Regions from separate parts of the Mus musculus genome. Here region 2 is linked to region 1. A link is a loop called in an ENCODE intact Hi-C map of the cell type or tissue named here. Cell type or tissue: heart. All regions are shown on one strand.

Region 1 (8,000 bases):
CCTAGCAGCCTTGTGTGTCAGGCAGGGTATGTCATGTGTGTGTGCGTGTTCTAGTGTTTCCTCTGTCTCTTTTTCTCACTTTTTACTATTACTTTGCAATGTTACATATTTTCTCATGACATTTTCATGCATACTTAGTTTTTTCTGACCCTCCCCCGTGTTCCTGTCCCCCACTCCCTGCTTAAACCCTTCCACCCCCTGTCCCTGCTGCCCACATCCAGATCACATGTATTCTATTGCCCTCCCTACTCCTCTTCCTTTAAGGCTCTTTTCCCCCTCTGCTGGTCTCCTTTCTAATTTCTTGTTCCCTAGCCACACTCTCCCCCACATAAAACGCACACACATAAGAGTTAGAAACTAGGATCCATAGATGAAGGAGAACACGTGGTGTTCATCTTTTTTGAGCCGGGACTATATAGTGTAATAAAACATTTCCACTTCCACACACTTTCCTGCAGATTTCACTTTTCCTTATAGCTGAATAAAGTTCCATTGTGCATACCCACCATGCTGCCCTTATCTACCAGTTAGCTAGCCTGATGCAGCCTCTCTGCTATGGTGACTAGGAGAGCTGTAAGCAGGACTGTGAGGTATCTTTATGGTAGGAAGGAGTCCTGTGAGTGTACACCCGGGCGGTGATGTAGCTGGGTCATATGGTAGCTCTGTATTTAGCTTTTTGGGACACCTCCATACTGATTTCCATAGTGGTTACCTCAGTTACACTCCCACCCATGGTGAATAAAGGTCCCTCTCTCCCCACACTCGTTTCAGAACTTCTCCTCTGTCTTCCAGATGATGCCCATTGAACCGGGGTGAGAAAAACATCCCAATGTAGCGTTAACTTGTATTTTCCTCATGGCTAAGGATGTTGAACACTTTTGAAAACATTTATTGGCTGTTTACACTTCTTCTTCTGAGAACTCTGTGTTCATTTCCAGGGGTCATTTATTGGATGTATTATTTGTTTTCTTGCTGTTTGGCTATTTGAGTTCTTTGTATACTCTAGATATTAATACTTTTTAGATGTATAGCGGGCATTTTTTCCTCAGCCTGAGTCTGTAGGATGTCTCTTCACTCAGTTAACTATTTACTTCATTGCACAAATTTGAATTTTCCAAAGTTCCAATTATAAACTTGGTTACCTGGGTGACTAGAGTTCTTCCTGTACCTGTATCTCAAGGTATTTTTCATGCTTTTTTCCACTAGCTGCTTCAGGACTTCCAAAAGTGTCTTTGATCCATTTGGAGTTAATTTTTGTGCAGGATAAGAGATAAGGATTGATTAATAATTTGCTCTCCTATATGTAAATGTCCGATTTTCCTAGCATCATTTGTTAAAGAGACTATCTTTTGTCCATTGTATGTATGACATCTCTGTCAAACATGAGGTTGCTGTAGCTGCTGTTGCAGGAAGCTATGGGGACTTGACTCCAGCAATACTGCTCCTGGTAGTTGTAGGCTAGCCTGGTGCAAAAGGTCAGTAGTTGGTTTCTGGAGTGATGTTTTGGGAAGCAGAGGTAGTCTAAGTAAGGGAGGAAGGGTTTAGGAGCATGGGCAGGCTGGGTTCCTGATGCAGAGATGTTGTGAGTCTAAGCAAGCAGAACCAGGTTCATTACTTTCTGGGAAGCCATGGTGGCTTCTGTTTATTTTTTGTTTTTTTTTAATCTGAGCTAGTCTGTCTTCTCCTTGGCCAAGTCTATAATGAGGATTTCCACAATTCTTTATTTGACTTATTGTGGAATTAATTTTCAGCATTTCATTTTGATTTTCCTCTATGTCTATGCCTATGTCTATGCCTATGTCTATGCCTATGTCTATGCCTATGTCTATGCCTATGTCTATGCCTATGTCTATGCCTATGTCTATGCAGAAGGCCTCTTTAGTATATTATATTGATTTCCATATTTCATCTAGGTGTTTTATGTTCTCTTGATATTCATTTGGGAGTTTACTTTCTCCTTTAAATTCTTTTAGCAAACTTAGAATCTTTTTTGAGTTATTTGTCTGTGACTGTCCACTGTGACTTCTTTTGCCAGTAGATAGATATTAACAGCTATGCAATGACAAATTACTTGTTCACTGAGGCTTCTCAGTAGTGTGTCCCTCCTAGAGCCCTTAGAGAAAAGCACATAGCTTGGTCATACCAGCTGATAGAAGCCACCCCCTACCCCAAGACCAGAAGCAGTAGCTCATTAAGCATCAGAACTCTACCACCATGATACTGACATGAAAATGCATGATAAATAAATGTCTGTGACACTGAGGTTTTTAGTTTATTACACAGTTTTATTGCAGCAATAAACAACCAGTAGACATGGGGGGGGGAGGGTATGACAGACAAGACTTCCATTCTCTGAGGCTCTCATTCTATGGTGGGAATAAGATAATAATAGATGAACAAATTAACAAAGAAATAAATGAAGTAGACAAAATAGCTACTGGGAAATAACACAGCAAAACCATCTTAGACATGTGAAGGGCAAGTAGGTGAAGGGCAAGTAGGTTTGGTGCTTTGTGAACAATGGCTTTTCTGTTCTATGGGGATGACATTTTGGTTATGATCTGAATGAAAGCCTGCCACTTAAGAACAAGAATGACCCTCACAAAAGAAGCTATGGAGAAGGCCCTAAAGAAGGGGTGGAACTTTTGACTGTTCTAGAGACAGAGGGAAGCTATGCTGGTAGTGATGACAATATGCTAAAGTGACAACAATGTCCTTCCTTTTGGGTACCAGACTAGTAAAATAACGGTCTCCAAGAAATTGGTATTTCTCCCCATATCTCACTATGGGAGAAGGAAAAGGCTGAAGCCGGATGCCAGCCAGAGGGTTAACATGTCCTGTGGAGAACTGTTGGGAGCTATTAAGACAACACTATTGTCCTGATCTCTGAAATGGGCCTCTCCCCCCAAGAAGAAAAGGGGGTCAAAAGCAGGCCACCGACGCACAGTTCCGAGAACAACCACAGAATGTTCCAGCCCTAAGTCAGCACCAGATGTCCTGACCACACCCTGATACCACCAAGTTCCTGCTTCCCCGTGTAACTGCCAAAAGAAAAATTTCCACTGCCCCACCACTCCTGCTGCTAAGTACTTGTACTTCTCCTTTTGCTTGTGAATTTCCACCGCCCCACCCCTCCTGCTGAGAAGTACTTCCCCTTTTGCTTGTGCATTTAAGCCTTGAGCCTTTCTGAATACAGCGGGACCTTGATGCCACTCAGAATGTTTCTGTGTCGTTCTTGCACTTGGTCCTCATCTCTCTCTATCCCCATTTGGTTCTTAGGAGAAGGTCCCCTCAAGACCCTCAAATAACTGGACCTGCTGGACGGGTCAGAGAACATTTTGTACAATTCTAAAGAAGCAGCAAAACACACTTTTAGGAGAAACTGGAGCTATTACTACGGTGGGTGAATGATAGACAGGATAATGCCTCGACCAGTACTGCTTAGCTGTGCATAACTCTGTCCCTCCATTAAATCTAATGTGGGAACATAGTCTCTCATAGTCAGAGGCATCTGGAAGGGTCTTGACTGAACTGTGCTGTGGGGGCGATGGGAAACAAGAGAGGAAAAGAAAACAGAGAGGAGAGAAGGCCTAAGAAAGGAGCCACAGACAAAGTGGCCCAGAGGCCAAGAACACACAAAAAGTATCTTGTGACCAAAATAGCTGAGATTGTATAGGTATCAGAGTAGCCCTGGGAAGACAAACCCAGGCCCTGGAGAGTGTTGGGTAGGAGTGGGTATATCAGTCGAGATGACTCTAACAGGTTCTGGGATGCTGGGAGAACCGTTCAGCAAGCTTCCACTTGAATTTGTTAGACAAGCACCTCAGGTAGCCATTTGTCCTGAGTTTGACACCTAACAGGGACGTCAGAAGACAAACCTTCAGGAGTCATGTGATGGCTTTCTCCTGCTTCCCAGTGTGACCACACTGACTAAATCTCCTTTTTCTGATTTTTTCACTATTGCTGTTTGTTTAATTAGCTTATTGAGGACAAGTGGCCAAATCTGGCATGTTAGGGCTATCAGGGTTCAGGCTCTGCCCCTAATAACTCTAGTAACAAGGCCACTAGACTTGGAGTACAGGGACCAAAATGAGGAATATCAGATAAAACTAAAGAGGTAAAAGGGCCACATCTAAGCCTCTGCAAAGCCACAAGGACACTGGCTTGGCCAGCAGAGAAGGACATTCATTGTATTCTTTTGTCTCAGGTTCAGGCCAGGCAAGGCGGCCAAGGGAAACCTGCTGGAAGAAAACAATTTAATCCTAAACCTTTGATAAGGAAAAGGGTGGGGGACAGGGATGTTCCTGTGGTTGGGGGATGGGAAGGAGTGAAGTAGGAAGGAGATTCCCCCAAGGCTGGGAAGGAAATGGAGGCCTGCAGGCTCCCATGCTGAGAGCCAAGGCCAGCCGTTGGAGAGGAGGAGGAGCAGGACTTCCAGGAGACAGCTGCAAGAACCCCTGGGAGGCTTTCTCTAAACGTTGTAGCCTTGACCTTGGCAATGATTCTTCGTCAAGGAATTGTAGGCAACCCAGCAATCTCCATTTCCAATCACAGTGCACACTCAGACAAAGTGTTGACCTTGGAAAGAACAAGGGGAGGTCTCAGCAAATTCCCTTCTTTAGTTCTCCTCTTCTCTCCCCTGAGATCTTAGAAGATTCACAATGTTCAGAGACATGTCCAGAAACTCAACGTTGCTCACGCTCCAGTGTTTCCACCGAGTCTCCAAAATATTATAGCAAATAAAAGAAACCAGACACATTTATGAAGTTGACAGAGAAGGAGAGCTAATCTCTGATACAAATCAACACAGTGAGCCCTGGAGTGGACAGCTACGTGGTGGCTAAGTGGGCACGGGAGCCTGTCTGGATGAGAGAAATGCTAAGAGCCATGCTGCCATTTTCCTGAATCCCATGGGTAAAAAGAAAATGGACTTGATGAAGGAAGTTGGGAGAGAAGAAAATAAAGGCTAGGTTAGCCCAGGCTATACTGCTGAGTCACATCCACAGCACGTTTCCTGTGCGGTTGTTTCATGAAAAGAGCATCTAGATTGTATCGAGTCTGAGTCAAGCACAGCGGGTTCCAAGAGGCTGAAAGTAAGCCAGACAGCAACAGGGTTGGAGGCTGAATTGAAATGCAGACAGGGTCAGCCTGCCTGAGGGGAAGGAGCTCTGAGTTAAGGAGTAGCCAAGGAGGCCGGTGGGCTGCAAGAATAGACCCCTCTGACCTATTTATAGCCTCCTCCACTTAACTCTTCCTTTCTCCTTAAAATCCACAACAAGCCCCCCAGATGCTGATGCAACCTCTGTAGAAGGCACTTATAATGAAACCTGACAACAGTGTACTGAGAAACATAGTCTTTGTCTGGCCACACCCCAACAACTGTGTGTGAGGGCTCCTGAGGCTACTCTCATCACTGTTCTGAAAGAAGGAGAAGGAAACCCTCTCAGACACACTGTTTCCTTCAGGAAATAAGGGACAAAGGGGCTTCCCTGAGGACACTTGGGAAAGTGGTATTTCCTCATGCCGGAGGACATAGTGAGGTGATTTTTTTTTCCAAAACACTGGGTTAAAGTGAACTGATGAACTGTGTATCGCCTTCCGTGTGTTCTCTGTCTGTCATTCATTTGTCTCTCTCTGTCTCTGTCTCTCTGTCTCTCTCTTTGTCTGTGTCTCTCCTTCCCCCCTGCCCCCCATCTCTGTCTCCTAGACAAGGTACAGCAAATTTCAGGCTGGACTAAAATCTACTATGTAGCCAAGAATGTCTTTCAAACTTCTTCCTGTCTCTACTTCTAAGGCAGCGTTTGCTATCCTGGCCAGTACATATGATGATGGAGGTGGAACCAGAACTTTTTGCATGCTAGGCTGCTTTATCTCTTGGCCAACCTCATAGCCTTGCCTTTCCACCTTGGTTATCTCTCTTGCTCTCCCTCCCCCTCTCTCCTCATATAAACCAGCTCAGTCAGGTTCTGTTCACTTTGGACACTCCCAGATGCCTCTGGCTATGTTCTTTCTTGTATCTACATCAAACCTCCTGCCCCACCATACCTAGGAGCTGTCATGTCTTCCTTTTGATTTCTTTCTTTCTTTTTTTTTTTTTCATTCAGGAACAACTTGACAACTCAATCATACCAATAATTTGCTCTCAGAGCAAGAACTTGGGATCCCTGTTTGTCTGTACACAAATCAAAAACTTTCCAAGAACTCTGTCATCTCTTGTCAACACTGCAGAGGATGTGGAATGGACGGTAATTTTTTCTTTTAAATTCTATTCTTCACATGTGATAGACATAGTGATCAGACATACAGTGGGCGCCTATCTAGATGGTAAAATAAAATTGTTACATTCAGAGTCCTGTACTGTGAGTTCTCAGGCTTTGTTTCAGAACCACAAGGGTGCTTAGAGGATTTTGTCTTCTGCTTACACAATGTGAAAAACCATTCTGCAACCCTAGCCTGGTGAGAGCAGAAAACAGATGAGAGGAAAATTGAGTCAAAAAGAAGAAAGGGTTTTCTTAAAAAGAAAAAAAAAGCAACATGCTGCCTCCTGTTGATTCTGACTTAAGCATCCTGCTTAATCTGCATGGTGGTAAAAGCCATTTCCAGGTTTTGTGCAGCCTGAAAGCAGGCCACCTTCCCAGCACCAAGTCATCTAAGGTGATTACAAAAGAGTCATAATCTGCACGTCTGAAAGCCACTTGACACTTAAGGATGTTTCCCTGCCTGGTAATGGCAGTGGTTCACTGGGAGCACTTGGTGTGCCCCCTCTTCACTGTGGATGTCTGCCAGGGCAGCTTCAGCATCTGGCCTCTGCTTAAGTAATCAACTAATCAACAGGAGCGATAAGACCGGGGCTGCATCGTCGTTATTTCCTTAGTACTTGGTGTTCAGGAAAAAGCACCCTCGCCTCACGGGTGTGTCCAGAACAGGAACATGATGGAAATCCAACATGGGAAGGAAGGGAGCCACTTTAGGAATGTCCACTGAATGCCATGACAAGTTAGGGAGGCTTGGATGAGAATCCCAAAGCTTCTTTGAAACTTTTTAAAGCCAAAGCTAGGAGCTATCTACCTCCTTACCAACAGTGTAAGGAGGAATATAATGCTACTATGTTACCATGTCATATACAATGATGTCTCAATGACCAGCTGCTGGTGCTGCTGTGAGCCAGTGAGGTTACTGTGACCAGTGTCGGTACAGCCACGTTAGTTTGTATAAGTATACTCTGTGATGCTTACACAATGACAAAATCAGCTAAGCACACGTTTTGTTGAACATTGCTCAGTCACTATACAGTGAGTGATATGAATTGTATACACAAGCGTTACAGCAAAGAAGCCAGACCCTCTGAATCGCGATGCTGCGGAACAAGAATGTCAATGTTTCATACCATGTGGAAGTTGGGGTGGACACTGGTATTAGCAGTACCCACCCCCATCCCTACTCTCACAAGTTTTCCTTGCCAGCTTGCTGTGGGGATTTCTGGCTAGACTGCTGCTCCCATGGTCGGGAATTGCCTTGCCTAAATTCACTGACTCTTCTGCAAGCAGCTCAGAGTCAGTGACAGGCCTGTGTGAAGACACAGCCTTGGCTCAACCTCAAGTGATGCAACTCAGTGGGATGAGTCATGCTCCAGTGTGCTCTTCGATTCAAGCCTCAGCCAGACATTACCAAAGCCGTAGTCTTGCCCAGCTCACAGCCTCCTTCTGCTTTCTCTAAAGACACACACACACACACACACACACACACACACACACACACACACACAATAAGACAAGCATTCTCAAATACTTACCTCAGGGTTCTGCCTGTAGGGAACCAAACAGGATGTTACTGACTTCAGAGAAGAAAAAAATAGTACTAATCTAAATCTCTCCTGGTTTTGGACAGCCCAGTACATAAAAGTTTGTTCTGTTTCGTAATCAATATCTAGTATTAAAAATTCAAAGAAAGGTTTCCTATTCTAATCAAATTCATGAATCCCCGTGTTTCCCCTACTAATT
Region 2 (8,000 bases), 320 kb after region 1:
ATAGGAAAGGGAGGAAGACACAGAGATGACAAGAAGCATGTGAACAAACAAAGTTTGATGAATGTGAGATTGTATCCCATTACTCAGCTATTACAGTTTCTTATATGGCTGTCCAATTAATAGGAAAGCTGTGTATAAAACATAATTTTGTCCCATTTCTATGAGTCTTTATTTCTGAGAATTTCATATCATATAATACTTACTAAATAAATTGATTATTACTTGAGCATAATCTGTCTTATGCTGTAGGAGTGTCAGTCATGAGACTTGTTTTGGGCAAAGAATGCTATTCCTGTGTCACTCCTGTAATAAACCATCGGCTGTTTACTGTATTCAGATCCTGCTGTTCTCTAATGCCCCAGATAACTCAGCATGGTTTCCACTCATGTTGGAAAGTCCTGATGTAACGAAGCCTGTAGTATGGTCATAAGGTTCACCTAATGCCTTTATAGAGACAGTTTTTGAAAATTGTATTTTCATCAAATTTTTAAATTATCCCATAAATAGAGTCACACTTTGACCATAACTCTGATCAGTTTTGAGCTGCAAGAGATGGAGATAAATACTGGCTTTTCCCCCCTTCTGTTCTCATTTTACTTCTGTGGGCTGTGTGTTTGGGAACTCTAAGAGATTACTTTGCATCAATTGCACTTCATCTGGATTCAACGTGGCAGAAGCCATAGGTTTTGAAGTACGAATCGAGAATCCATGACAGATCAATTCTGACACCACCGCAATCTGTTTTATTTCCAAAAGCAAGAGTAGCAGAGCCCCTCAGCCCCAGCTGGAGGAGCTTCCTCCTGCAGTGGCTGTCAGTCAGTGCAGAGCGGGTCAAAGTGAAGAATAAGTGACTCTGTGAGTTCAGCCCTAAAGGCGACATTCCAATCAACCAACCAGCCCTTTTCCCCACAAAGCTGAGGGAACGTTATGGAAGCAAAAGAATGTACTAACTAAGGGATGGGAAGGGCTGTTGTTAAATGTCGTCTTCTGAACACGAAATAACCACTGTAGCGATTAACTCTTATATACAGGTGATTGTGCATATAAGACCCGTAGAAGATCTAGCCACCCAGAGCTTTGGCATCAATTGGTTAAGGGTCGTACTCCTGGGGTCCCTCTAGCTCCTGAGGAAATATTGGTAGTTGGTAGCTTCTGGGCAAAGAAGAATCATTCTTTGAGGATATGGTCACTGACAAGGGTCCCCATGACAAGGGTGAGTAGCCCTACACGTTGCACATATTGGTAGCACTAATTGGACTTGATGGCTTATTAAAAAGAGAATAGGGAGGGAGGGGACATGGAATCTCTGTGGGGAAGTGTTGGGGAAAATCTTCAAAGAGTTGGAGGGGGAGGGATCCGGTAGATATGATCATATTTTCTTGTGCACATGTATAAAATTTTGAAGGAATATTTTTTTTAAATTAGAACATAGCTTTGTGAAATGTTAATGCAGGTTTCAGCACTGAGGAAGCCGTTGCTAGGTGCTGAATGACAAGTCCTTCCAGCCTGTGTGTGAGAGGCTTCCTGTAGACAGTGAAGAAATGAAAGCCTAGAAGTGGAGAGGAAACAGTTTACAGCCTTGCTTGTCATTTCTTACTGTTTGTTCTTGCCAAGAGCTCTGGTGGAAAATACAGAAACTTTAAGAACAGATTTTTATGAAAAGAAATAATTTGTTAAATGTCATCTTTCTTTCAGTTTAGAGAATGTTGTTTCCTAAACATAAAACCTGTGGTTAGTATACTTTTCTGTATTTTAAAATAGAAGGAAGTATTTTTTATCACTAAAAGTTTCATCACCAACTCTTAAGTAGTGCTTGTGTGTGTGTGTGTGTGTGTGTGTGTGTGTGTGTGTGTGTGTGTACTGTGTTAACTGCTTTCATTCCTGTGGTAAAAGAGAGGGAGGGAGGGAGGGAGGGAGGGAGGGAGGGAGGGAGGGAGGGAGGGAGGAAGGAAGGAAGGAAGGAAGGAAGGAAGGAAGGAAGGAAGGAAGGAAGGAAGGAAGTTAAAGCCAGAAAGATTTATTTTAGCTTACAGTTTCACTAAAACCTTTAGTCCAGCATCATTTGGCCAAGGGCTGTGAGTCTGTGGTGGGGCAGGGAGCACTCCGTGGGGAAGAGCAAAGAAGCCTAGAGAAGCAGATAAGTTGTCTAGTAGAACCCCTTCCAATCCAGTGAGCTATGAGTCTGTAAATCCATGAATAAAGTCAGAGGCCTGGGGATCAAAGCTTAGGGAGAAAGCCTCCCCCACACAAGCTTTTTAGGGACCTTTAACATCCAAACTCTGATAGCGTGGAACAGTTGGGATCAGACTGTTCTTCTATTTGCCTGACCACATGTTGGGAGTATTTATATTTGCTTGACAAAAGCTCTGGATATGTTTTAGGAACCCTTCCGCTTGGCCACTGTTAGGCAAACAGCCCTTCCTTTCCAGCCTGATTTTAATAAGTATAAGAGTATGTAAATGTGTAGTGTATTTAAGTGATTGCTTAGTTAAGGACCACAGACAGCCAATGTTTTTCTACCGTAAATGGCACAATAGTATTTTTGTCCACAGGCTTTGCATACATTGAGTTAGAATCAATCCTTGGTAAAATTGCCATTGGTGAGGGGCCTTTCAAGGGCATAAAAGTTAATTACAAAATTCTTTTTCCCCCAAAGTATACAGGAATACTCTTATCCTCAACTTTCGACACTGCTGCTCTTTGCCATTCTTAGGCCTGCACTCCATAGGTGGTTTTTTTGTTTTGTTTTTTTGGTTTTGGTGTTTTTTTGAAAAGGCTATTTAATGGCTTGATGAAGATGGAGATACTTTTAGCAAATGGAGAGATTATTACTAATGACATGTCAGTGTCAAATTGGATTCTAGCTTGAAGTAAAACAAGGCATTTGAGAGTTCAGGGTGGCCGTAGTCTGTTTTACAAACATCACAGGTTCTTTAGAGGTTCAAGCAATTAACTCACTTTGGTTACTGGAAATTCCATGGCAATTTCTTATCTCTGAAAGATAATTTTGGGTGTTTTTTTGTCTTGAGTTTTAGGGGTTATGCTGTGCTGTGTGGTTGTCAGGGCATCTTCTTGGCTGGTGCACACACCCTTGACTATTTAGCTTCTTTGGGTCCTCCTGGTTGCAGGTTTCTCAACATCTTCTTTATTTAGATGGCGCTTTCTGCCATCTCGGATGAAGGAGCCCATCCAGGACTCCCCTCCTGGCTCTTCCCTCCCATGTTCTCTGCAGTCTTGGAAGAGTGTCCTCTGGTTACCCGTGTAAAACAATCTGTCCAGTTGTGTAAGACGCAGACAATGGGCCCATGTAAAACCCGCTGGCTGCCTTCCAGTAGCTGCTCTATGTGTGTACACTGGAAAGGCTGCCTCATTGTCTCAGCTCTTTGATGGTCATTCCCTTGAAATCCCCATCCTCCTCAGGTGGTTCCTTTCCCTTGGGTCCTCTGTAGTGAGGTAATGCCTTTCTAGCAGGTGGAGGAGGGAAAGGAGAAAGTTTAAAGCTTCCGGTTTAAGTAGGTAAGGACTTCCAAGGCAAGCTGTGAATTTAAATGGAAGAACTTTGGCATGGACCATAATCTTTTAGCTGCTTGGGCAATTTGAGGTGATTACAAAAAGATGGCAGTCCCCTTCCCATCTTTCAAGAGGTAACTTCATTAATACTCTGAGTTTCTCTAAACTGAGTTGAATTATTAAGCATACCTTTATTTGCTTCTTATTTTAAAAATCAGTTGATTGGGTCAACATTTTCTGGTGCTATGGTCTTTGTCTTCACTGTGTCATTCATATAAAGTAATTTGGTTGCTGCCCCTAGTGCTCCAGGAAGTATTTCAGAGAACAGCACTCCCTCCAACTTAAAATCCAACAAATTTGGGATACTTTTCTGCCATTTTCCCAAAATGCCTTATTCCTTGGTTTGATCCCTAGATCTCTAAACAACATTAAGCCAGACATGGCTTCCACCATCATTGCTGAGAGGCTATGATCCTTTAGTCCCTGTGTTCCTTCAGGTGCCACAGTCCCCAGAGGCCTAGGTGTACGTAGGCCATGTGGATGGAAGGAGTACTCAGGTGGGACATGAATATTTCAGTAGTGAAGAAGGTAGAAAGGCAGAAATCCAACCCCCTTCTGAGTGCTTAAGTCTGAGTACTTGTGTCAATCCTGGCAGAATCAGAGTTAAACCAGTGAAAGACAACATAGATGGTTAGAAACTCTCTTTTCATGTTTGATATGAACATTTTATTTTAGATGTCTCTGCTATTCCTTTCAAAGTTAAGCCAAAGGTAAAAAGTACAAGGGGTAGTTGACATGAGTTAGAACATCCTAGAACACATGATATACTACAGAGAACTCCATGCCTCTTTACATACACTTTGGCAAACCCATGAAGTTACTATATTGGATCCTTTTGAGTTTCTTCCAAGCCCTCTCCTTCCTCTTCCTTTTCTCCATAGCCAGGGTCTTTCTTTGTTGTCATGGATGGCCTTGAACTCCCATCTCAGCAATTCAAGTAGTGCGAATTCTAAGTGTGCCACTGTTTCTGCCTTGCCATATTGTGTTTTATTTAAAAGTTAATTTGCCTGTCTGTGGTTATAGGGGTTGAACACAAGGCCTCACACATGCTAAGCATACAACATTTCTGAGTCTTACCGCACCATAGTGATATTGGTTTTTGGTATGTCATGCTGACAGCGGCTTCCTGTGTGTGCTTGCTGAGGTGATCCATGGGCCTATTTCTCTCTGCAGATATTACACAGTATATGAAGTGTTTCTCCAGGTTTAGAGACAAAGAGGAAAAGTTTTGGGGTCCGATGATGGGAAGACATAAGAAGGAAGATGACCTACGGACCTCTATGGACTTCTCTCACATGTTTAAAGAATATCAACATAAAATGTCTGAGCTCTGATAATCACTTGCACCTTAATTTTGTACACTAATAAGACATTTGTTCTTCTCCAGGTCTTGAATACCATCATGGCCAAACCTTACGAATTTAACTGGCAGAAGGAAGTGCCCTCTTTCTTGCAAGAAGGAGCAGTTTTTGACAGATACGAAGAGGTAACAGTGCCGTTAACTTTTTTCCCCTCTCAAAACACTCTAAAAAGTTATCTAATTTTGATCAGAGTGCTGAATGTTCTTTCACACAAGTAACATCTTTGAGGCTTATAAAATTGCAATGGCAGAGGGTGAAGAATGGGGTAGAATGATAATATACTGTCAGTGAGTTGTTGAATGATCACCACGTGCCCGATAAAATGATAGCAATGCTGGGTGTCATTTATTAAGTGACCGCCTTGTGACAGGCTGACTTCTCAATGAGTGCCTTATTTCATTCCATATGTTGTATTTCATTCACCGATGAGCTCCTTATAAGGTGTTTGCTATCATTGTGATTTTACAGATAGGGCTCATGTAGGAACAGTTTGGGTTAATGCCGTGCTTTTGGCAAGCTTTCCTCGTAAACCTTTCTATTCTCCGTGTGTAGCAGTGCTTGGGCTTGGTGCTAGTTTATTTGCTTGTTTCATTTGTGCAGACTGTTATGACCAAAGCTTTGCACACCTCTGCTTCTGTGGCTTTTTGTTCACACCTTTGCAAAATATCGGTGGCTCCAGGCTTTCTGTAGAGCCAGGAATTGAGCCATCAATGAGCTAGAAGGGATGGAAGGGTGAGCCTTACCTTGAAGACTTGAATTGGAGATGACCTGGGGAAAGGTTTAGGATGAAAGTGGACTTTTCTCTAAGGCACAGGGAAAGCTAAAATGAATTCTCTTACAGCTGGAGATGATTCCTTTAGAACCAAGGAGTGTTGGGGCGGATATGCAGCCCCCTGAGGCTGAGAGTGTCCTTAAGTAGAGACTGCCTTTGCCCAGGAACTTGGTTGTGCTGGCTAACTTGACTTGCTCTTCGCAGCATGTATCTTGTTATAAGAGTCACATTTCCAAGAAATCAAATTGAAAGAGCAAATGATGAACCAAAATGCCATCATTGTTTCTTACCTTGACTTCGGGTGTTAAAGTGATAGTATTCGCATGTTTGTAACTTGACCACAAAAGGAGTAAGTGTTTTGTACTGTAAGATGAATCAAAGCAATATCCTACCACCAGAAGCTAGATTGCCTGGCAGTTTTCTTCTAGCCTTTTTATTTTGTTTCATTTTGTGTTTTATTTCTCCCTTGTAGTTGAGATCATGGAATACATTTTTAAAACCCAAGCTTTCCATAATTCATCTCTTCTCTGCTTCCACAATTTTATCTCCCACTAGTTTTTCTCATGCACCCTCCATGGTAATCATAGCCAATCTCTCGTGGACTCTTTTCTCCTCCTGAGGTACACTTGTTCCCGGGGTTTAATGAGCAAGCTCCTGCTCAGCCTTCAGGACTCAGATGAGGAATCTTCCCTGGTCAGGCATCTCCTTGACCTCTGCAGTAGTCCATAACTCTCTTGTGCCACCGGAAGTCTTCCTTCGTGGGGTTTACCTCCATCACACTTTTTAATCATGTTTCTACCTTTTGAAAAGTAGTCTGCATTCCCAGAGCCCACGGGCTAGGCTTTACTTATTTTTCTCTTCCCAGGTACCAGTACAATGCACTTCACTGTCAAGCTCATTGTAATGCTTAGCATTGCATAAAACCATGTCTGGCTGGTTATTATTTTCTTCCTTTCTTCTTTGGAGCTAGTGCTTCAGCCTGGAGCCTCAAAAGGGCTGAACATGTGACCTATAACTGAAATTTACCCCAACATTTTTTCCTTGATAATTGAGATTAGAATAAGATGATAGTCCTTGAAGCTCACATGCAATCAGAGTTTCTACAGACTCAAATTATTAGGGTAAACAATATGAAATACATATCATCTAAACAGCTTATAGTTTCAACTCTTTTGTACAGAGAGTAAGTCATGTAAATGGCTATATTTACATCACACAATGTGGCATAGAAAGCCAGGGCCTAACTGTTCTATTCAAGGCTTCCTTCTGATCACCTGATCTAGGTTGGCTACCACTGACCAGGATGGCAACGCGGGTGACAGAATTTACTGTCTGTTCTCTCTCACTGATAGGCAGTAGGGAAAAAATCCTAAGGGTTTATGTAATGTGTTTGAAACAAGGCTAGGAGCCTAGGGAAGATGCAGATGGAGAGTTGGAGATCATGGGAAGTGTTCGTATGCTCTGTGGGGAGTAGACACTCATGGTGGAGTGAGATTAGCAAGCGGCTGTGGTTGAGGGAATGCTAGTAAACTGAAGGGTTCAGCAAGCAAGCCCTGACAGTTTCTATTCTCCCGTGTCCCTCCATCTTCCTCGATCAGGAAACTCTTTTCGCAGGGCCTCTCTTTATGCCATGTCACATACATTTGTGTAGCCTGCTTCTGGAAAAGTGGGAGAGGGGAAGTATTGGAAGTTGAGACTGACTTTCCAAAGTCTACCACCGTGTCAAATGGCAAGGGGTCGTATTTTGGAGCAGTATGTTGTTCCAACCCCATCAGTACCAAGGTTCTGTAGTGTGGGCTAGTGTGAGACATCACACTTCTTGACTGCTCGAGTGACCCGAATGATTTTCAGATTTCTAAGGCGATTTTCCAGCCTCAGATAATCTGTAAGATAGCTTAAAAATATTACTTGTTTTCCCATAAATCAGAGAGGTCACCCGAAAGAGACCCAATGTGATATCTAGCAGAGTTTTATCTTTCTTAGTGCTAGGTAAGCAAAAGCATTTGTCTTGGGAAACAAAGTGCCACGAGGTTCGAGGATGGAGGAGCTGAAGCTTTTGTGCCCCTTTGACCCTTGTGATGGCCTTCTTGGCTTCTGAATCATAACAACTCACTCCTATTTAGAAAATCCTAGTTTCTTCTGCTTCTCTAGGCATGCACACTCCCCCAGCCTGGAGGGAAGAAACACCAAACACATGTGAAACTCAGACCAGCCAGGCTTCATTGTCCTCACTGTGATTTCATGGGGAAGCGCAGTGAGAGACAAAACAAAGAATTTCAACTTTATAGAGTAAACAG

The links. Peaks named below come from ENCODE experiments on the same cell type or tissue, not always from the same donor. Only the 100,000 strongest peaks of a DNase experiment are listed, where the experiment ranks them.
Region 2: it touches region 1 in a loop (2.2-fold over the local background); 1 of 42 quality-filtered maps calls a loop at or near these places.

The regions. Positions count from the first base shown.
Region 1 is chr2:135,555,097-135,563,096 of GRCm38, forward strand. No RefSeq gene overlaps it. Among named protein-coding and RNA genes, the nearest start is that of Gm31993, 18 kb to the left of the region's middle. In heart, a CTCF peak has its summit at 4,145; DNase peaks (open chromatin) are centred at 4,375, 5,425, 6,805, 7,595 and 1 weaker place.
Region 2 is chr2:135,872,426-135,880,425 of GRCm38, forward strand. It overlaps Plcb4 (phospholipase C, beta 4), which reads left to right. Exons shown (of 39, transcript NM_001355153.1): 4 at 4,958-5,056. The coding sequence starts at 4,973. Among named protein-coding and RNA genes, the nearest start is that of Gm14210, 63 kb to the left of the region's middle. In heart, no CTCF peak of the experiment used is centred here; a DNase peak (open chromatin) is centred at 3,336; H3K27ac peaks cover 631 bases.